Linked DNA regions of Homo sapiens: region 2 is linked to region 1. Evidence: chromatin loops called from intact Hi-C (ENCODE). Cell type or tissue: heart right ventricle. All regions are shown on one strand.

The links. A loop is a pair of places that touch in the nucleus more often than their neighbours do. Peaks named below come from ENCODE experiments on the same cell type or tissue, not always from the same donor. Only the 100,000 strongest peaks of a DNase experiment are listed, where the experiment ranks them.
Region 2: it touches region 1 in a loop (4-fold over the local background); 27 of 110 quality-filtered maps call a loop at or near these places.

What each region holds. Positions count from the first base shown.
Region 1 is chr3:172,327,784-172,335,783 of GRCh38, reverse strand. It overlaps FNDC3B (fibronectin type III domain containing 3B), which reads right to left. Exons shown (of 26, transcript NM_022763.4): 12 at 6,708-6,832; 13 at 5,069-5,243; 14 at 2,609-2,695; 15 at 702-840. Among named protein-coding and RNA genes, the nearest start is that of GHSR, 120 kb to the left of the region's middle. In heart right ventricle, CTCF peaks have their summits at 1,524 (motif pointing left) and 3,082 (motif pointing left); a DNase peak (open chromatin) is centred at 3,073; H3K27ac peaks cover 2,329 bases.
Region 2 is chr3:171,829,445-171,837,444 of GRCh38, reverse strand. No RefSeq gene overlaps it. Among named protein-coding and RNA genes, the nearest start is that of TMEM212, 9.9 kb to the left of the region's middle. In heart right ventricle, CTCF peaks have their summits at 3,056 and 7,315 (motif pointing right); DNase peaks (open chromatin) are centred at 440 and 7,324; H3K27ac peaks cover 7,473 bases.

The DNA of each region.
Region 1 (8,000 bases):
GACATTAGTAAAAATGATACGCATAACACTTTTACATATTAATTGTCAACCTTCTAATTGTATTCATTTTATTGAAATAATTCACACAACAGAGGTGAGGCACAATATCCTTTTGCCAGACAACCTCAAACTCCTTATGAACTTTAATGTTAAAATTTCCCAAAGTTCAAGACTTTATACAACAAACACCAATGGAAACAAAACTATCCCTAATTCATTGCAACTTAAATGTTCTGTATGCTAAAGTTTACTTAACAAACCTAAATTTTGAAATTTATTTTCAATATTAACTTTATAAATCAAAATTTTTCTATTAAGTATTGCTAATTTTTTAAGGATGAACTATTGAAGAATGAACGATGCATGCAGAGATTACTACATTCAAATCCATGCCTTAAAAATATAGGAGAAAAAAATATGTAAACAGGAAAATCATAGAGTAAATGAGATACTCTTAAAAATCATCCATTTTAATTTCCACTAAAATTTAATTGTCCATTACGATTACATTTTAATGAAATTGTCCATTCCAATTTGTAGAATTCTCAGGATGTTTCTCACACATATATTCCGAATGCAGAAAACTTCTGCAAATACCATCCACAATTTTTTTGGCTTGTCACTACTAAAATGAATCATTTTTTAAAAATCTATCAAAAGAAAAAAAAAAAAAAAACAGTAGCAGCAGCAGCAAAACATACCCCATTTGACACTAAAGCCATGAGATGTAACTGGGCCTTTGACAAGCGGTCTGGTAGGAGGTCCAGGCCTGTCAGGACTCGTCGTACAAACAAGAACTTCGCTTGGACAGCTTTTTCCTTCCGTATTAGAAGCAGTCAGCTAGAACACAACCAAGGAAACGTTAACATGATTTAGTTATCAGGGATCATTAAATTAATGGTCACTTTTTAACATGGTGAGATTAAGGCACCCATAAACTCAGACACACACACATTTTTTTCTCTTTCAACTCAAGTATTAACAGTATTTATTTTATAAATCATTTACTGTATAGTTGGTTATTAACAATTAAAAATAAAACCAGCCAGCACAGTGGCTCACGCCTGTAATCCTAACACTTTGGGAGGCCAAAGTGGGTGGATCACCTGAGGTCAAGAGTTCGAGACCAGCCTGACCAACATGGAGAAACCCCATCTCTACTAAAAGTACAAAATTAGCTGGGCGTGATGGCACATGCCTGTAATCCCAGCTACTCGGGAGGCTGAGGCAGGAGAATCCCTTGAACCTGGGAGGCAGAGGTTGCGGTGAGCCAAGATCATGCCATTGCACTCCAGCCTGGGCAACAAGAGCGAAACTCCAACTCAAAAAATAAATAAATAAAAATAAAATGATAAGATGGGTTTTAAAGATATTTTTACCCTTTCAAAAAGACATGATAAAACAAGTATGTCATCACCTGGTTTGTATTGTTTTGTGAAAGGAAAATATGGGGGTGGGGGGGGGGACATAAAAATAGCCCCACTTTTTAAAGCGTAGGGCAATGCCACCTTGTGGAGAAACGTTAGCAGTATAGCTATGTTCTCATAGCCAGCATCGATAATAAGGGTTTTAAAAAATATGTTAAAAATTATCATTTCCCTCAAATAGTCACACACTGCACTTGATAATTTGGCAACTATTTATTGAGTGATTGCTATGTGCCAAATAATAGCATTTGGTCCCTGACTTAGAGAAGAATGTGTGGAATCAGAAGACAATCTTATCTTCCAAAACGCACACTTGTCATACTAGAAAATACAGTGCTGCAGAATATCGTTTTGATCTCTTAGTGATCGTAAAGTCATATTCACTTTTTTGGCTACTACACATAGTCCTATAGTAACATTAATGGTGGCTGTTAATGACCAAAGACAGCCCAGGTAGGGAGGGGGTGGGTCATGGAAGAGAAAATTACAAGCAAGTGAGGAAAAATAAATGGGCAGAAGAGCAAAGGAAAGTGAAGAGCAAAGAGACTGCTCGAAAGGAAAAAGGTATGGAGTGCAGGTAAGTGACAGGTGCACTCCAGCACCTGGTGTGTCTCTTCCCAGGCAAGGGCATTTGGCCATGCTGTAAATGCAATTTATTACAGCACATGATGACAATTTTTGTGCTCACAAGTTGGTTTTAAAATTAAAGCATGGGCCAGGCGCAGTGGCTCATGCCTGTAATCACAGCACTTTGGGAGGCCGAGGCAGGTGGATCACGAGGTCAGGAGATTGAGACCAGCCTGGCCAACATGGTGAAACCCCCGTCTCAACTAAAAATACAAAAAAAAAAAAAAAAAAAAAAAAAAAATTAGCCGGGCATAGTGGCACACGCCTATAGTCCCAGCTACTCGGGAGGCTGAGGCAGGAGAACTGCTTAAACCCGGGAGGCAGAGGTTGCAGTGAGCCGAGATCGTGCCACTGCACTCCAGCCTGAGTGACATAGAGACTCCATCTCAAATAAATAAATAAAGCATGTTGTACACTTTATAAATGTTACTTTCAAAATGTAAAGTGCTGTGAACTTCATTTTTTAACCTGTAGAGTCAATCTGACATGGTAAATGGTGAAATAGAAAACAGTTTCATTTTTAAGCAGTTCAGGTAGCAAAATGACTGACTCACCCTGAATTTATACTGTGTGCTTCTTTTGAGATTTTTCACAGTACAGGTTAAATCCTCTCCAGTGTATTTTGGGTGGAAAAGGTTATCCTGAAAAGGCAAAGCCAGGAAGAAACATCAGTATAAAAAATTCTGGGCATTAAATACCTTTGAATACAGGATTTTTATACTGCCTTTCCCTACCATCACCAGCAACTGGCCAGAGGTCTGGCAGCTACCGCAAAAGAGAAAAATCAGAAGCCCAGAGTATTGTGGATAGCACTTGAGCTTTAAATAAAAATTTATCTCCATCACACTGTAATTTCTCCTGGGTCTGGTCAAATTTATTGTGACAAAGGAGTTAAGCAACTTTTGAAAATACATTTAACATTTTTAATGTTGTCATGAAAAAAGCCCTTTGCACCGAGGTCTTTACTATCAAACTGCAATGTGCTATGCAGTAAAGTGTGGCTGAGCTTCCTGACCACACAGTGCCCTCTTCTGGCCATGGGAGAAAGGACAGCTTAGATGGGAAAGGGCACAATCCTTTAGGAGGGCAAACATTCCACTAAAAGTTGAACTCAGGGAACTCATTCAATAGTTCTATCTCTATCATTCTATCATTCACTCATCAAAATACTACTTAGTACCTTCTCTGTGTTGGGCTGTCCTCTAGGCTCTAAGGATTCAGCACTGCCCAAGAACAGAAAAGGCCTTGCCCACAAGAAGCTCACATTCCAGTGGGAGAAGACAATACAGAAAAGCTGCTATGTATGTCACATGGTGTTAAGTGCTATGACAAAAACTAAAGCTAGGTAGGAGGATACAGTGGTGGAACTGGTGAGGGCTTTCTACAGCTGCTGGAGGTAAATATGGTAGCCATATGTGGCTCTTTGAATTTAAGTTTATTACAATTAAAAACTCAGTACTGGCTGAGCTTGGTGGCTCACAACTGTAATCCCAGCACTTTGGGAGGCTGAGGTGGGCAGATCACCTGAGGTTGGGAGTTCGAGACCAGCCTGACCAACATGGAGAAACCCCGTCTCTACTAAAAATACAAAATTAGCCAGGCGTGGAGCTGCGTGCCTATAATCCCAGCTACTCGGGAGGCTGAGGCAGGAGAATCACTTGAACCTGGGAGGCAGAGGTTGCAGAGGGCCAAGATTGCACCACCGCACTCCAGCCTGGACAACAAGGCGAAACTACATCTCAAAACAAACAAACAAGCACAAACCCTCCATACTATAGGCCAACATGCATATGTCAGGTGCTCGAGAGTTGTATGTGTATAGGTGCCACCATACTGGATGGCACAAATTATAAAATATTTCCATCACTGCAGAAAGTTCTATTGGGTGGTGCTGTTCTACAGTGTGATCAGGGAAGGACTGCCCAAAGAAATGACATATGAGAACAGACTTGAAGAAAATGAGGGAAGGGAGTCAAAGACATCTGGAAGGGCATTCTGGCCAGAAGGCAGAACTGAAAAGGCTTTGAGGCCACAGCACACACGGTGTGTTTAAAGAACTGACTAGAGGCTGGCTGGGTGCGGTGGCTCACACCTGTAATCCCAGCACTTTGGGAGGCTGAGGAGGGCAGATCATGAGGTTAGGAGATGGAGACCATCCTGGCTAACATGGTGAAACCCCATCTCTACTAAAAATACAAAAAAAAATTAGCCGGGTGTGGTGGCGGGCGCCTGTAGTCCCAGCTACTTGGGAAACTGAGGCAGAAGAATGGCATGAACTTGGGAGGCGGAGCTTGAGGTGAGCCAACATCGCGCCACTGCACTCCAGCCTGGGTGACAGAGCAAGACTCCATCTCAAAAACAAAACAAAACAAAAAGAACAGACTAGAGGCTAATAAGACTACAGTGAGTGGAAGCAACGAGGACAGTAATGGAGAGCCCAATCACACAGGACCTTGTGGGCATTGTAAGAGCTCTAGGGATTTTACTCTGAAAAAGAGGGGAAGGCACTGAGACAGGAAGGATTCTGAGCAGGGTGCTGACATGATCTATTTGTATTTTACAAGATGATGTTCTCCACCCAGGCTCTGTATGGAGAACAGACTGAAGCCTAGTAAGGATGAAGTTAGGAATATTAAGAGGCTATAATCCAATAACAATATTATGTTATTGCAATAATCCACAGGTGAGATGAGTGGCTCATAAAAGGATAGTAGCTGTGGAGATAAAAATGGTTAATTTCTAAATAATTTCTAAGGAAGATTCAAAAGGATTTTCTGATTATATATAGGATCAAGGATGACTCCAAGAGTTTTTGCTTCCCCAGCTGAAAGGATGGAAATGTCATTTACAGAGATGGGAAAGAACAGGCCGGTGTTGGTAGTGGTGGTGACAGAGGCAGAAATTAAGAGTTTGGCTTTGAACTGATGCAGTTAATCTAATTTCATGGTGCCCTGTAGCTATAATAATACTGACTCGTACAAAACACAGAGAAGTATAAAATCTGTAAAACTCACATTTTCATCCTCCTGAATTTCCAAGGTGTAGGTGATCACTTCCTCGGGTGAACAGCCTTCTGGCTTACTCCACTGCAACGTGACCCATGTGATGCCAGCTCGAACCAGCCTTGGTGCAGAAGGCATCTGAGGGATATTTCCTAATGTGTAGCACACCACCTCTTGGCTATAACCACTGTAGAGAAAGAAAGTGAGGCACACAGTTAGAAGCATGTGAAGAGGCTTGGCATTTTAAAAGAGGAAGGCTCAGCCTGCACACTACCCAACTCAGCCTAGCAGGTAGAGTAAGCAAAGCCAGGTAAGGATGCTGTGTGTGATATTCCCTATAACCACCTTCAGCTTCCCCATCCCCCCACCCCATGATCTTCTACTAGACACACACACCAAGTCACAGGACAATATACAGTTGGCCTTCTGTATCCTTGGGTTCTGCATCTTGAGTCCACGTGAATGAAGTGACGTGTGGGCATTATATTGGATATTATAAGCAAGTTAGAGAAGATTTAAGGAGAGAAGGATGTGTGTAGGTTATATGCAAAGACTATGCCATTTTATATCAGTGACTGGGGCATCCATAGATTTTGGTATTCATGGCAGGGAGGTGGGGGAAGTCCTGAAACCAATCCCCTGTGGAAACCAAAGGACAATTGTACTTAAGAATTCATTTTCCCCCCTCAAAAGCACTGGAAAGAAGGTATAGCACAAGGCAATGTTTATCAAGTTACGGGTCAAGGAGCCTTCAAATCAATGTGAGCAACAAATATTTGTTGATGAAATAATGTTTTACAATATATACAGTGCTGTTTTTCAAAAGTTTGTGGATGCTTCCAATTCATTTAAAAATTCTTGAGCCATAAAGGGCTTTGTGTCGGTATTTTTTCAACCAGTGAACTCTGAAGCTGTAATGGCTACCATGGTGGTGGAGGCAGGTCTGTAAAACTTTGTGATGTTAAAAAGAGGTTCTTTAGGTTGGAAAGAGGGTTGGGGACCACCGATGTGCAAAACCTTTAAGAAGATTTCAACAAGCAGTGATGAAAGAAAAAGATTTTTCCCTTAATGAAGAGTTACCCCCCAAGTGCAACTGAAACATGGCCTTTTCAAAGCCTCTTTAATCAATTGATACCTTACAGTACACCCGTTCTCGCCTTTCTCATACAGCCTAGAGGCCTGCAGAGGCCTCTAAGACAGTCCAGGTTTTCTCCAATTCCGTATCTGCCCTGGGCTTGACAACAATGGCTGGCCCAGCATCTCTTTCTTTGTACCAGGAAACACTCACATAATTGAAAAAAGGCAAGTGAATGAAGAGCTTGCTAAAGTGATAAAAGAAAAAGGCATGTGATCTAAAAAATTAAAGCTCCAAGAGGAATTCCTTTCAAGATCTGTACTGCTACCTTCACCTTGGTTCTTAGAGACCCCTAGTGGGGCCTTCGCAATACAGCTTGCAAGACTGCAGAGGCCATAGTGACATTCACCAGCTTAAAGGAGGCCTTCTCTCCTCTGATTAGGATTCCCTCTTGGAAAACCTCCAGTTGATTTAGTGTGGAGGCAGCAGGCTTCCTCATGCCTTCCAGCTATGTAAAAGAAGGCTCAGGATCACCATCCAAAGGCTGAAGGGCAAGAGGACAAGGAAACGTCATACCTGGTACCAATGTCGTTTCGAGCGGCCAGCCTGAATGTGTACCCCATTGCCGGACAAAGCTTTGTCAACTTGCAGTGCTTCTGGCTCCCGAAGAAGCACTGTCTGAAACCACTATTTCTTTTTCCCTAAAAGTAAACAATGAAACAATGCATATACTTAAAAAAAAAAAAACAACAGATAACCCTAAATAAATGAAGGAGCATCTTGAACATCTTGAATAACTGCTTAATTTCCTAGTTTGAATGAACAAAAACAATAGAAACTTACAGGGAAGTGTCCATGTTGCAAATAAAGCATTCTACAATGAAATCTCATCTCTAACATAAAGGCACTACAGAAAATTCTGTAATTGAGACAGGTAATTTACTGTACCTGTGGTTTTTTTGGTTAATAAAATAAAAAAAGGTCCTTTCAGGCACAAGACGATGCTCCAGTTAACGATCACAATTTCTAAGATCCTCCTCCTTACTTAGATTGGCCCAAACTGCCCAGCCTGATCAACCAAGAGTCTACTGCATCCACAGAGGGGTCACTGGCTCTGAAAATACACAGCCTTTCCCAGTAACTCCTGAGCACCTACAGACCCGTCTCTGCAGCTGAGTGTGCCATACAAGGCCCTCTCCAGCTGTATCTTTCTTGCCATGCAGTGGCCTCCAATACCTTCACAAGTACATTCTAGTGATGGTGTTTCTTCACTGATTGCTGCTACTGGTCACAAACCTTTGAATCATTTTGTCCACGTCTGCTTTGCTCATAACAGTGCTTTGGACAAACTGGGAGCTCAATCAATGCTTGCAGGGTGGAAGTGAATGATAAGCACTTGGAACATTGGTTGAATTAATCTATGTATATTACAGTCACTCTAAGTTTCTTGTCAGGCTAGAAATGTATTTTGAATGCCTTCCTAGCCTTATGTGATACTTCAAATTCGTTAAAGTAAAAATAAAACACTCTAGTGGGGTCTCGTATTAGGTTCAACAAGTAAGGAAAAAGTCTAACCGCCCTATGCCACACTCACAGGCATGTAATACTCTTATCAGTAGTTTGTTAGAATATTTCCTACCCATATCCACATTATCTTACTATCTTATCCATGTTCATGCAAAAGAAAACCATAAGCTAACATTGAGTGGATCTTAGCATTCTAACTGGACAGGCCCAGGGCCTTGAGCAATGTGTCTGAAGTTCTCAATTTATTTCACAAAAAACAAAGCAAGCACATTTTTTACGTAAACAAATTTAAGCATCTCCTTCCTTTCAGCAGGTCTCCAAATACCACTAAAACACATTCCA
Region 2 (8,000 bases), 500 kb after region 1:
AATATCTATCTAGAGTGTTTCTGTGCATAGTTTTCTGTTTTCCAGTGCTGTATGAGTGGGCTGTTGCCATTGATGTGGAGATGGACTGGAATGGTTGTCATATGCAAGGTTCCCGAATAGGACAAGGAACAACCTGCTGCAATAGAAAGAAACTAGGGCTGTATGACCTGGAGTAAATTTAAGCCTCCCGTAATCTCGGTCCTTCTCAGCAAAATGTGGAGGTTGGACTGGATAATTTCCAAGACTCCTTCTGTCTCTACCATTCCGTGACTTAAAATAAATCCCAAAGGAGCAAAAATACCTATGTGACCAGATTGCCTGTCCCAAAGAGACTTTATCTGTTAGAGTCGACATGCCAACTTGTGTTCCCCTCTATCTGGTACAAGCTGTGGGCACATAATAAGCACTGCACACACTGTGATTTGGCCAGCTGAATTCTTGCTCAAGAGATTTCAGACAGTATTCCTCTAAGGAGGCCTCACTTTGGCCCCAGCAGAACACAAAAAGGCAATAACTGGGAGCCAGCATCTACCAGCTAAGTAATTAGCAGGCTGTGAGTAACAAATTGGTGACCATAGCCCAGCTCCTGTTGTCTGTGTCATAAAATAATTAAAACTGGCCAACAAACACAGCAGATGCCAAGATGGCCAAGGGACAATGGAACATAAAGTCGTATCACTCTTGTTTCCCATCTTCTTGGAAAGGGATGAAAAACTGGGGGAAAAACTGGTAACACTTGTAGGTATGGAGTTTATGGTACACATGGAATGGAGAAATGAGAATTCAACAAGGATCTGGTGTAGCAGAGACCTAAAAGGCAAATCCCCATCTACTGGCCAACACTAGACAGAGGATATCTCTGTAAACCAGTTTCTGATTGATCATGAAACAAAGTTCTTTCTCTGTCTTTTCTTTTCTTTCTTTTCCTTTTTCTTTTTTTTTTTTTTTTTTTGAGATGGAGTCTTGCTTTGTCACCCAGGCTGGAGTGCAGTGGCGTGATCTCGGCTCACTGCAACCTCCACCTCCCAGGTTCAGGTGATCCTGCCGCCTCATCCTCCCGAGTAGTTGGGATTACAGGTGCGCAACACCACACCTGACTAATTTTTGTATTTTTAGTAGAGATGGGGTTTCACCATGTTGGTCAGGCTGGTCTCAAACTCCTGACCTCATGATCCGCCTGCCTCAGCCTCCCAAAGTGCTGAGATTACAGGCGTGAGCCACTGTGCCTGGCTCTGTGTTTTCTAAGCAATGTTAAAAATATCATGAGCCTCAATTTTCTGTATATTTCAACACATGTAGAAAAGCAAAGTGAGCTAAGGTTGGTACAAACAATTTGGTTCACTGTCTCAACTTCATCCACATCTCTGCTCAAAGATTTTCCCTTACCAATCTCCCCCTCTCCATCCCTTTATCTGGCTTTATGGATCTTCATGGCCTCGTTACCACCTGACTTTATTCTTCATAGCTCTTGGCTTATGTCTTTACTGTGTGTCTTCCCAATTAGAATAACAGCTTCATGAAGGCAAGGACTTTGTTTTATTCACCACTGTATCCCAGAGCCAAAAACAATGCCTGTGGTCTATAGTAGATGCACAGAAAGTATTGTTGAGTCAATGAACTAATGAATGAATGAATGGATGAGAGTGAATGAATGAAACCACTGCTTATCATCACAGTTGTTAGTTTACTTAGTTTTAATTTTTTTGAGTTTTATTTTTTGTATAGATGGGATCTTGCTATGTGCCCAGGCTGGTCTTGAACTCCTGGCTTCCAGTGATCCTACTATGTCAGCATCCTAAAGTGCTGGGGCTACAGGCATGAGCCACTGCACGAAGGCTACAATTGCTAGTTTATACAGACCAGTTTGCTGTGAAAGCTAGCTTCTCAGGCCTTCCCTCAGAAACAAGCGATATTTAATATTTTGGTCTTAAACTGCTCCAGCCCTCTTCTTTATGAAAATCCACACTGAAATACAAAGAAGATCTTCCAGGTTAGCTCACCTGGAAACTGCATTGTGAATTTACATGCGTTGTATGTAGATACATGGGAGAGCTGCACTGAAGTGACCCATGGCTGAGATTATTTTGGGCTTGCTATGTCAGCACACGACACATTGACACATGACTCTGCGTTAAATAGAGGAAGATGCAACATCGCAGACTAACTGCCTGAAGTCCGGCAAGAACTTCTGCCTCTGGGAAAAAGCTCTGACAAACACCTTTTAAATCCACTGCTGACTTTTAAAGTAGTTGCTGTTCATGATGACCTATCTAATTTAATAGATCTTTTGCTTGGCCTGTGGTTTTATGTATTAATATCTCTACATATTAAAATCTTTTCTCTCTTTCAGCAGACCTCTTTGCATAGGTAATACTTTCCCCTAATTGTGTAGAAAAGTAAGATACTGATATTAACATTTTAACTTGGAAAAATTTGGCTATGCAAACTCATGTTTCTATTGTAGTTTCATATGACGATAATGTGGTCTTTTCTAAAACAGGAAAATTGAACGACTAAGTGCATCCGTATGACATAAGGAGCCAGGTCACACACTCTAAACATCACCTACTGAAGGCAGATTGAGGGTATCAGTTTTGTATCGAAAGGCTCACAATTTATTTTCTCTTTTCAACAACCCAGATATCCTGCCTTTGTTTTTGTTTTTATTTTTCTTAAAGTGGCACGATACGAGAAACGGATGTTTGTGGGACTTCCACATCACATTTTCCTAGTACGTAAGCCCTTCCATTTCTTCCACACAATCCACACAGCGCAGATTGACATAAAAGATAAAAGCTAGGCCTCTGCAAGACCCCTTTATCTTACAGACTAAAAAGAATGTAGGGCAATGACAATGAAAGGCACAGAGTAATAACCCAACTGGAGTATCACAGGCAGAGCCAGCAAGGACCTTTGAGACCAGCCAGTCCAAGTCTGCCATTTCACAAAAGAATTCCAGTTAAAATACCAAGAAAAAAGTCATCCAATTGCAATATTAACCTAATATTGAATAAGGCTGTTGTGACTGATTATCTTTCTGCTATATCTGTGTTTAGCACTAGGTGTTGCTATACTGCTATTTATAGACCAGCTTCTCTTTGATACCCAACAGGAGCTTAACCTTCTAATTTGAGTTCCCTTTTGCAAATGCTGAGTTTCTAAAATCGTACTCTGCTACTATATAGTATGTTACATTGAACTAGCTTCATTTAAATGGCACAGGTATGACATGTTTAATCAGCTGAAATAGCTATCCTGAAAAGAAGTGGTCAATAAATGCTAGGGAACTCCAAAGTTAAATTTTTCAAATTGTCCTAATTCAAATATTTACTTAAACTCTTTTTATATTATGCGCAATACAGGGGGAATGACATTGTTAGCTGTGCGTTTCCTGGAACTGACTAACTGCTACAAGGCCACAGATAAAGTTTGTTTATAGAAAAACAAAATATGAAAAAACATTTAGCAGTGTTCTATTTGGGGTTTAATAATCCCACACATGCTGAGTGGGAGAAAGGATAGTCATCCAGAACCTTTCTCTCCCCATGGTAACAGAGGATGAAAATGCTTTAACCCCATCTAGTGACAGATGAGTCATGATTTAGATTAGTTCAGTTGTTCAAAATTTGAGTGGTAATACCAAATTTTTGGGATAAATAAGTGATGCCCCAAGAAACTCATAGTTTAGGAAGAGGGCAAATTTTCATTTCACCTTTAGGTTTTAAAGGATAAAAAATTCCCCTATTACATGTGAGTCCTCAATATCATTACTTGGTTCATTAAATTTGGATAAATTTGGCATAAGCTCAGCACAATTGTTCAAATTCTACAAGTCACTTTTGTTAGCATCATCTAGTGCTGAGTTTAAAATCTTCTGAATATATGTAACAAAACAATGTCTAGTGTATTGCTTCTAAATATGTTTTTTAGTTTTGGTTATTTATTAGTAACTATTTGTAACAATAATGATCAAGTAATGATGCTAATAACAGTCCTAAGTTTTTACTGGAAAGAAAAGTGGAAGACTGAAGACCAGAGTGGCAGCATCTTCATCACCTTATGGAGCTTAGAGTAATGTTCCTGCAGAATTAGCTACCAGGATCTATAATATAAACACTTCATTCTAGTCCTAAAGCGAGGGTTTCTTCTAATTTTTATAGTTTTGGCCTCAGGCTAAAAGAACGAAGTACTTGGCTGAAGTATTCCTTTTTTTTTTTTTTTTCACAACGTGTTCTTCCCAACTCTCTCCCCAGCACAAACACAGCCCTTCTTTTCTGAAGATTTTATTTCCTTTATGTCCTTTGAGGATAAAACTATGCTTTGTGGTTTTTATACCATATTCACTTAAGATATTTAAGATATTTGAAAACAGAGTGAACTGTATATTCTTTCGCCATATAGGTCCTCCTTTCCCCATCACTCAGAGCCTCGATGATAATGTAAAGTAGTATCCACCATTATTTTTGCTCTTCTTTTTTTTTGAGACAGAGTCTCACTCTATCTCCCAGGCTGGAGTGCAGTGACGTGATCTCGGCTCACTGCAACCTTCCACCTCTTAGGTTCAACCGATTCTCCTGCCTCAGCCTCCCAAGTAGCTGGGATTACAGGCATGTGCCACCACACCCAACTAATGTTTGTGTTTTTAGTAGAGACGGGGTTTCACCATGTTGGCCAGGCTGGTCTTGAACTCCTGGCCTCAGATGATCTGGCCACCTTGGCCTCCCAAAGTGCTGGGATTACAGGCGTGAGCCACCATGCCCAGCTTTTGCCCTTCTTTTGTTATGCTCTGTATCAAAAATGGTAAACTTTTCAAAAGTGCTCAAAACTCTAATCCATGTTCTTGTAAACTTGGTGTAAGAGGTGCTTATATGACAAGTGAATTGTCTGTTTCCTATAAAGTAGAGGAGGGAAGTAATTTTTTAAAGAACCCAGTTTGGAAATAAATGTTTAGTAAATGACAGAAAGGCAGGAAGGTAAGAAACAGTGTAGAAAGCACACTGAAGAAGACATTTCTGCCATCTTTGGTGAAACCTACACAGATCATTTACAGGCAAGTCTATGGGCACGTGTATAGGGGGTAAGAAATAGTAAGAGCTGTGAAAATAGACTTACCATTTACACACACACACAGACATGCATACATAAATTATCAAATGTTTGCCCTTTGTTTTTCCTAATACTCAATTAACCGAAGTTATATTAAAAAAAAAAACCTTTCTAGTGTCATCCACTAATCTTTTCCATCCCCTTTTATCCTCCAAGCAAATTTCATTCACGTAATTCCAAAGAGGCGAATCAATCTGGGTCCTGCTCTTGCTTAATCATTACTTCCAGCATTAAAATATGCTTTTAAATATGTAGTTAAATATGTAGTTAAAGTACTACTCCTGTTTTTCAGTTTGTTCCAAGATTGAGACAAAAGCTCCCTACCAAAAGCAAAATGAAAGCCAAATTCCTACCCTTTTGCCTCATTTCATATTTTATTATACTATGTTTCCTAAAAACACATTTTGTAAATATGGAAATGGACCATGTTGTGTGTAACAAAGGTCAGGCTATGCCCGTTTAATACAAGTTGTGATCCTCAGAAGACATCCACTTCAGGCCACCTACAATTTACCTTTGTTCCTCTTTCCTCCATATAGGAAAAAAACAACAACTAGAAAAAAATTATAAAACTCAACTATATGCACTTTAAGGCCAATGATAACTCAAAGGCTTTTAATACCTACAACAGGGTCGGAGCTCGCCTGAGCTGAAAACTGAGGATTGCTCACTGACGTACAGACGCAATATTCACCAATCAAGAAATATAGTAATGAGGGCAGACCATATGATTACAAGGTGCTTCTAAAAAGCATATTAAAATCTAGCATTATTAAAGTACTATAAATGCTTGCTTATGACCAATGAAGCCACAAACACTGTGAAGAGTTCATTTTATGTATTAATAATAATAAAAATTCTCAGAAAAACTTTTTAAGTTTTTCTTGTTAATTCTGGGCTAGAGAAGACAATCTTTTCTTTTTCTTTTTCTTTCTTTTTTTTTTTTTTTGAGACAGAGTCTCGCGCTGTTGCCCTGGAGTGCCGTGGCGCGATCTTGGCTCACTGCAACCTCTGCCTCCCAGGTTCGAGTAATTCTCCTGTCTCAGCCTCCTGAGTAGCTGGGACTACAGGCATATGCCAACACGCCTGGCTAAATTTTTTTTTTTTTTGTATTTTTAGTAGAGAGGGGGTTTTCACCATGTTGGCCAGGATGGTCTTGATCTCCTGACCTCGTGATCTGCCCACCTCGGCCTCCCAAAGTGCTGGGATTACAGGTGTGAGCCACTGCGCCCGGCCCTTTTTTTTTTTTTTTAATTAAAGACATTTCAAAGAGCACATACACATTGATCAAATCTGAGAAGCATTTACAACATAGATTTAATGCCATTTTGAAAAATCGACATATAATTATTGTACATTTTTATGGGAAACATAGTGGTGTTTCAAAATGTAAAATCTATTGTGATCATATCAGGTTAATTTGCGTAATCATCATCTCAAACATCATTTCTTTATATTGGGAACATTCAATATCTTCTTTCTAACTATTTAAAAATATATAATCTATTATTGTTAACCAGAGTTATTCTGTAGTGGTATAGAACACTGGAACTTATTCCTCCTCTCTAGCTATAATACTGCATCCTTTAATAAGCCTCTCCCTATTCCCTCCCCCATCCCCCATCCTTCCCAGCCTCTAGTATCCTCTGTTCTACTTTCTACTTCTATGAGATCAACTTTTTTTAGCTTCCACATATGAGTGAGAACATGTGGTGAGGAATAATTTCTATAGTTGGTTTTTGAAAAACATAATTATTTCAGTTAGGAAAACCTTATGCTCTGTTTTCTTAGAAGAAAGATTTGTATAATTTTTGGTGCAAATTTAGTGAATAAAAGCCTTTATTTTTAACATATGAGTGTAACTCTGGAATGAAAAATCAGTAGACTCTTTCTAACCTAAACATGGTGTTTGTCAACAGTAGACACTCTGAAAGCACAGAGGAGGTATTACTTTTACCAGCTTTTCCTCATGAGGAAAGATACGGGAGTGTGCCCTTTGAAGGATGTACACCAGTTTTCTCTTCTAACTGTTTTTCAAAATAGTTTAAAACACACGAGAACCCTGGTGCTCTAGGCCACACTATTTTCCTTTACTTCACCCTGGCTGCAGGACCGCGGGACTCTGTCCCAGCTCGAATGTTCCAGGAGATGTCTCCCTCAGGAGCCTGCTCTTCGGGCAGCACAGGCTCCCACACTCATTTCCTCCAGCTGCCTCCAGGTGGCCCTGGGCCCCATGCCTTCTGCAGCTGCTGCAGTGATTCCTGCTGTTGCTTGTCCTTGGCAGATGGTCACAGTATGGTCTATCCCATTATCTTTGGACCCAGCTACTGGCCTTGACTTTCCTTCTGTGGGAGGATTTTTCTTCCCCAGTGGACTCTCAGCTTCATGCAAATACAGCTGACTGTAGAACCTCCTTAGTCTTGTCTGAATTTGCAATAGTTTAGCCTGACCTGGGGGCCCTCAGTTATGTAAAGATTGGGACTATCACTATCAATCAGTCATCTACTACATTGTGCTTAGCACTATTTGACACTGCAGAAAGAAAGAAGAAAGGAAGAAAGGAAGGAAGGAAGGAAGGGAGGAAGGGAGGGAGGGAGGAAGGGAGGGACTAGAAATGAAAATCCTAAAAGGCATATGTTTCCTGACTGTAAGAAATTTATTGTCTATTTGATTATAATCACTCATAGCTAATACTCTGCAAATTTTATAATGAGATGACTAAACCAGAGAGCATATCTAGAGGTCATCTTAAAAACATTTGGTAAGCAGTCAATCAATAGCAATCAGTCCAACCAGCAAGCTCCTGATAGATATCATTGCAAAAAACATTTTCTCCTTCCAGGATCAAATCCAAGTTCATGGTTTTAGCAAATGAAAGTAGAAAACCTCTTCTA